Linked DNA regions of Homo sapiens: region 2 is linked to region 1. The links are chromatin loops, found by intact Hi-C in ENCODE. Cell type or tissue: GM12878. All regions are shown on one strand. Each heading gives the region's core, and the rest is flanking DNA. Links, peaks and the distances in the headings are about the cores only.

The links. Peaks named below come from ENCODE experiments on the same cell type or tissue, not always from the same donor. Only the 100,000 strongest peaks of a DNase experiment are listed, where the experiment ranks them.
Region 2: a loop joins it to region 1, with 3 times the contacts of the local background. A loop is called at or near these places in 16 of 110 quality-filtered maps.

The regions. Positions count from the first base shown.
Region 1 is chr3:196,444,418-196,447,333 of GRCh38, reverse strand. No RefSeq gene overlaps it. Among named protein-coding and RNA genes, the nearest start is that of UBXN7, 13 kb to the right of the region's middle. In GM12878, for the core only: a CTCF peak has its summit at 1,758 (motif pointing right); no DNase peak of the experiment used is centred there; H3K27ac peaks cover 63 bases.
Region 2 is chr3:196,252,165-196,255,080 of GRCh38, reverse strand. The region is part of intron 3 of PCYT1A (phosphate cytidylyltransferase 1A, choline); the gene reads left to right. Among named protein-coding and RNA genes, the nearest start is that of PCYT1A, 34 kb to the left of the region's middle. In GM12878, for the core only: a CTCF peak has its summit at 1,311 (motif pointing left); a DNase peak (open chromatin) is centred at 1,330.

The DNA.
Region 1 (2,916 bases), core at 268-2,767:
TACACTTTTTTTTTTGAGTCTCGCATCTCGCTCTGTCACCCAGACTGGAACGCAGTGGTGCTTTTTTTTTTTCTTTTCCTAGGGTCTCACTGCCACCCAGGCTGGAGTGCGGTGATGCGGTCATAGTTCACTGCAGCCTCAAGTTCTTGGCCTCAAGCAATCCTCCCATCTCAGCCTGTCAAGTAGTTGGGACTACAGACATACACTACCACACCCAGCTGCCCGTCAAGTAGATGGGACTACAGACGTATGCTACCACACCCAGCTGATTTTATTTTATTTGTTTGTACAGACAGGGTTTTGCTATATTGTTCAGGCTGGGATTACAATTTCTTCACCCATGATAAACATATTTTATTTTATTATTTTATTTTATTTTATTTTTTTTGAAATGGAGTCTCACTCTGTCGCCCAGGCTGGAGTGCAGTGGCATGATCTCGGCTCACTGCAACCTCTGCCTCCTGGGTTCAAGCAATTCTCCTGCCTCAGCCTCCCAAGTAGCTGGAATTACAGGTATGCACCACCACACCTGGCTAATTTTTGTGTTTTTAGTAGAGCGAGGGTTTCACCATGTTGGCCAGGCTGGTCTCAATTTTCTGACGTCAGGTGATTTTCCCGCCTCAGCCTCCCAAAGTGCTGGGATTACAGGCATGAGCCACCTCACCTGGCCACATACTTATTATATAAATCAATGTCTGAAATTCCAGTATTGAACTATTTGCAAGTCTGTTCACTCTATCTGTTGTTCATACTGCTTCTAATACATGGTACTTGGATTTTGTGTGTGTACTTAGGCATTTTCTTTTTTACTCTGAGCTGCTTATTATTATTATTTTTTTTTACAAAATTATGTGGGCTGGGTGCGGTGGCTCAGCCTGTAATCCCAGCACTTTGGGAGGCCGAGGAGGGCAGATCACCTGAGGTCAGGAGTTTGAGACCAGCCTGACCAACATGGTGAAGCCCATCTCTACTAAAAATACAAAAATTAGCCAGGCGTGGTGGTGCATGCCTGTAATCTCAGCTACTCAGGAGGCTGAGGCAAGAGACTTGCTTGACCCCGGGAGGCGGAGGTTGCAGTGAGCCGAGATCTCACCATTGCACTCCAGTCTGGGTGACGGAGCGAGACTCTGTCTCAAAAAAAAAAAAAAAAAAAAAAAGTAGAAATTTTGATTGCCTGATGGATTCTTCCTGCCCACTGCACAGACAAAACCAGTTCACTGAGACCATGGTATTGCCATAAAAAAAGAGTTTAATTAATGTGACGCCAACCACATTTGAGACGGAGTTACTACTCAAATTAGTCTCTCCCAAGGCTTGAAGGTTAGGGTTTTTGCGGACAATTTGGTGGGCAAGGGGCTAGAAAATGAGTGCTGCTGATTGGTTGGATATAAAATTATAGGGGTGTGGCAGGGCATGGTGGCTCACGCCTGTAATCCCAGCACTTCGGGAGGCCAAGGCGGGCGGATCACCTGAGGTCAGGAGTTCGAGACCAGCCTGGCCAACATGGTGAAACCCGTCGCTACTAAAAATACAAAATTAGCCGAGCGTGGTGGCACATGCCTGTAATCCCAGCTGCTTGGGAGGCTGAGGCAGGAGAATCGCTTGAACCCGGGAGGCGGAGGTTGCAATAAGCCGAGATCATGCCATTGCACTCCAGCCTGGGTGACAAGAACGAAACTCCATCTCAAAAAAAAAAAAAAAAAAAGAGAGAGGGGTGTGGAAAACAGTCCATGTGTGCTGAGTTCACCTCTAGGTGGGGCCACAGTCATGAGTCCCAAGCCCAGGTGGTCAGTCCAAAGAAAAATCTCAAAAAAGTAATCGTAGGTTCTGCAATAGTGACAATATCTATAGAAGCAACTGGGGATGGAGAAACTACACCTGTTTTGTGGCTTCTGGCCACATGATTCCTGAGTAGAAAGGGATTATAGAAACTACACTTACAGGCTGGGCGTGGTGGCTCACGCCTGTAATCCTAGCACTTTGGGAGGTGGAGGCAGGTAGATTACCTGAGTTCAGGAGTTTGAGACCAGCCTGGCCAATACGGTGAAACTCTGTCTCTACTAAAAATACAAAAATTAGCTGGGCATGGTGGCAGGCGTCTGTAATCCCATCTGCTTCGGAGGCCGAGGCAGGAGAATTGCTTGAACCCGGGAGGCGGAGGTTGCGGTAAGTTGAGATTGCACCACTGCATTCCAGCCTGGGCAACAAGAGCAAAACTCAGTCTCAAAAAAGAAGAAAGAAAAGAAAAATAAACTACGCTTACATTTTAGCAGAGTTCAGGCCCCTCCCACAATCCTAATCTTGTGGCCTTTTATTGGTTCCACAAAGGCAGTTTTTGGTCCTTGAGCAAGGAGGGGATTAGTTTTAGGGAGGGACTGTTATCATCCTTGCTTTCAAGTTTAAGGGTAAATTAAATTTATTTCTTTTTAAACTTTTAAAAGTTATTATTATCATTATCATTGCTAGTGACACAGGGTCTCACTCTGTATAGCCCAGGCTGAGTGTAGTGGCTCAATCACAGCTCACTGCAGGCTGGACCTTCTGGGCTCAAGTGATCATGAAACTACCATTGCAAGACTATAACTGAGACAGTAAAAGAGATCTGACCTAACCGACTCCATCTTCCTTCCTTCCTTCCTTCCTTCCTTCCTTCCTTCCTTCCTTCCTTCCTTCCCTCGCTCCCTTCTTTCCTTCCTTCCTCCTTCCCTCCCTCCCTCTCTCCCTCCCTTTTTTCCTTCCTTCCTTTGTCAAAACTTTTCCAAGCTGTCCTTGTTCATTCCTGGGCCAAACTAACTTTGGGAGAAACTTAGTTTATAGTTTGAAACCAAAACAATAGCAGCCCTTTCCCAAAACAAACCCTCTTCTTGCATGGGGAGTAGACTGCTTCTGTAGGACTAACAAATTAGCCAAAAGATA
Region 2 (2,916 bases), core at 234-2,733, 190 kb after region 1:
GAAGTTTCAACACCTCCCTCCTGCTCCCCAGGTTTTTACGAGGGAGGTTGTATAATCTAGGAGAAGATTCTCTACTTAGAGAAAAACAAATATGATTTGAGAGACAAGAAGGTCAGCTCTAGGAATCTTTTGGGAGATGAAAAAAATCAGCAATATGTTTAACTCAGAGAAAGGAAGGAAAAGGGAGAGTGTGAAGGGCAATGGAAATGTTAGGAACAGAATGTTTCGGTGGTAGGTATTTGGGAGAGTAAATCTATCAAAAGAGATCATTAACTGAAACCCAGGTTTCTTCTGCCTAAAGGAGGACATATGGTTACTTAGTCACCAGTGGTGCAGCGTATAATTCATAACCCACATAAACCATATAATTTATCATCCAAATCAGGACGGTTTTGAGCATGAAAGGGAGTTGCTGTTAATAATATACAGAGGTTGAGTGTGGTGGCTCATGCCTATAATCCCAGCACTTTGGGAGGCCAAGGCAGAAGGATTGCTTGAGGCTAGGAATTCAAGGCCAGCCTGGGCAATACAGTGAGATCCCATCTCTACAAAAATTTTAATAATTAGCCAGGTGTGGTGGTGTGCATCTATAGTCCCAGCCACTCAGGAGGCTGAGGTGAGAGGATTGTTTGAGCCCAGGAGGTCTAGACCACGGCAAGTCATGATTGCACCACTGCACTTCAGCCTGGGTGACAGAGACCCTATCTTAAAAAATAAATAAATACATAAATAAAAATTAAAAAAATATATATATAGGCCAGGTACAGTGACTCACACCTGTAATCCCAGCACTTTGGAAAGCTGAGGTGGGTGGATCATAAGGTCAGGAGATCGAGACCATCCTGGCTAACATGGTGAAACCCCGTCTCTACTAAAAATATAAAAAATTAGCCAGGCGTGGTGGCACACACCTGTAATCCCAGCTATTCAGGAGGCTGAGACAGGAGAATCACTTGAGCCTGGGAGGCAGAGGTTGCAGTGAGCCTAGGTCACGTCACTGCACTCTAGCCTGGGCGACAGAGTGAGACTCCGTCTCAAAAAAAAAAAATCTATCTATCTATCTATATAACATATATACATATGTAATATATGCATAATATATAAATGATATTAAATATGTATTATATAGTACATTATATAATAGAAACAGGAAAAATTATATTAAAAGTATATAATTTATATAAATATGATTATATATACTATAACATACATTAAATCAGGGGTGTGTTTATCCTGGCCAATAGCCACTTGGTAAAAGAATGGCTAACGCTAGCTTTCTTCCCAGACTAGTTCAACAGTGACCCCTTCTGGCCGTTTGGTTAATATATCAGCCTGGGTTTGCCAAAGACTTGGGATGGAATGGTGGCCAGTTGAGATGTTGGTAGGCTGGGGAAGCACTGGAGAGAGCAAGAGGCGCATCTGGGATTGGTCTGAGAAAAGGTTCAGTGATCTACTTGGCCTAACATAGGATGATTAGCTGTGCTGCAAGCAGCCACTTGATCAACAGCATTCTGTGCTATTGCCACCATCCAGGCAATGTGTTTCTTGAGCAAAATTTCCCTGCTGTATGCTGTCTAGTAGCAAAGAAACAACAAAGTAGTCTTCATTTGTATATTCTATCCCTTGTGTTTCAGGATCGAATAGTGTGAGATCATAGCCCCTCTGGACTTGTTTAGGGAAAATGGAACTATGTTAGTTACTTCATGGACGTGACTTCTGGGATACTTCAATTTTTTTTTTTTTTGAGACAGAGTCTTGCTCTGTCTCGCAGGCTGGAGTGCAGTGGCGCGATCTCAGCTCACTGCAACCTCTGCCTCCTGGGTTCAAGAGATTCTCCTGCCTCAGCCTCCCGAGTAGCTGGGATTACAGGCGCCCACCACCATACCCAGCTAATTTTTGTATTTTTAGTAGACACAGGGTTTCACCATGTTGGCCAGGCTGGCCTCAACTGCTGACCTCAGGTGATCCACCTGCCTTGGCCTCCCAAAGTGCTGGGATTACAGGCGTGAGCCACTGTGCCCGGCCCAAAAATCTTTTTAATGTATTATTTTTTAATAGGCATAGAGCCAATGCAGTGATTTCTGGGACATAGAAGGGGGATTATATGCTCAAATTTTGTTTTATTTTGCTTTGTCTTATTAAAAATTATCTTTTTAAAAATATTTTTTTCTTCTTTTTTTTTAGTTGACACATGCTGGCAGTAAAAAATAATTTTAATAGAGATAGGGTTTCACTGTGTTGCCCAGGCTGGTCTCAGACTCCTGGGCTCAAGCAGTCCTCCTACCTTGGTCTCCCAAGGTGCTGGAATTACAGGTGTGAGCTACTGTACCCAGCCTGCTTTCTCTCATAGATGAGAAAACTGAGGCATAAGGAAGTTAAGGTTACAGAGGAAGAAAGCTGGTTGGAAAGCTTGGTCAAAGCTTGAGCTATGACCTTTCTGACTCTTAAATCCATTAATTAATTCTTAGTTTTTCATTGGATTGGTATATTTAATTTAAAATTTTTATTTCCTGTATTATAAAATCAATACAACCAGCCTGGGCTGGGCATGGTGGCTCACGCCCGTAATCCCAGAACTTCGGGAGGCCAAGGCGGGCAGATCACTTGAGGTCAGGAAATTGAGACCAGCCTGGCCAACATGGGATACGAATATAAAAATACAAAAATTATCCCGGCTTGGTGGCTTTCGCCTGTAATCCCAGTGACTTGGGAGGCTGAGGCAGGATAGTCACTTGAACCCAGGAGGCAGAGGTTGCAGTGAGCCTAGATCATGTCACCACACTCCAGCCTGGGCAACAGAGCAAGACTCCATCTCAAATAAATAAATAAATAAAAATACAACTAGCTTGGGCAACATGTGAAACCCCATCTGTACAAAAAATACAAAAATCAGCTGAGCGTAGTGGTGTGCGCTGT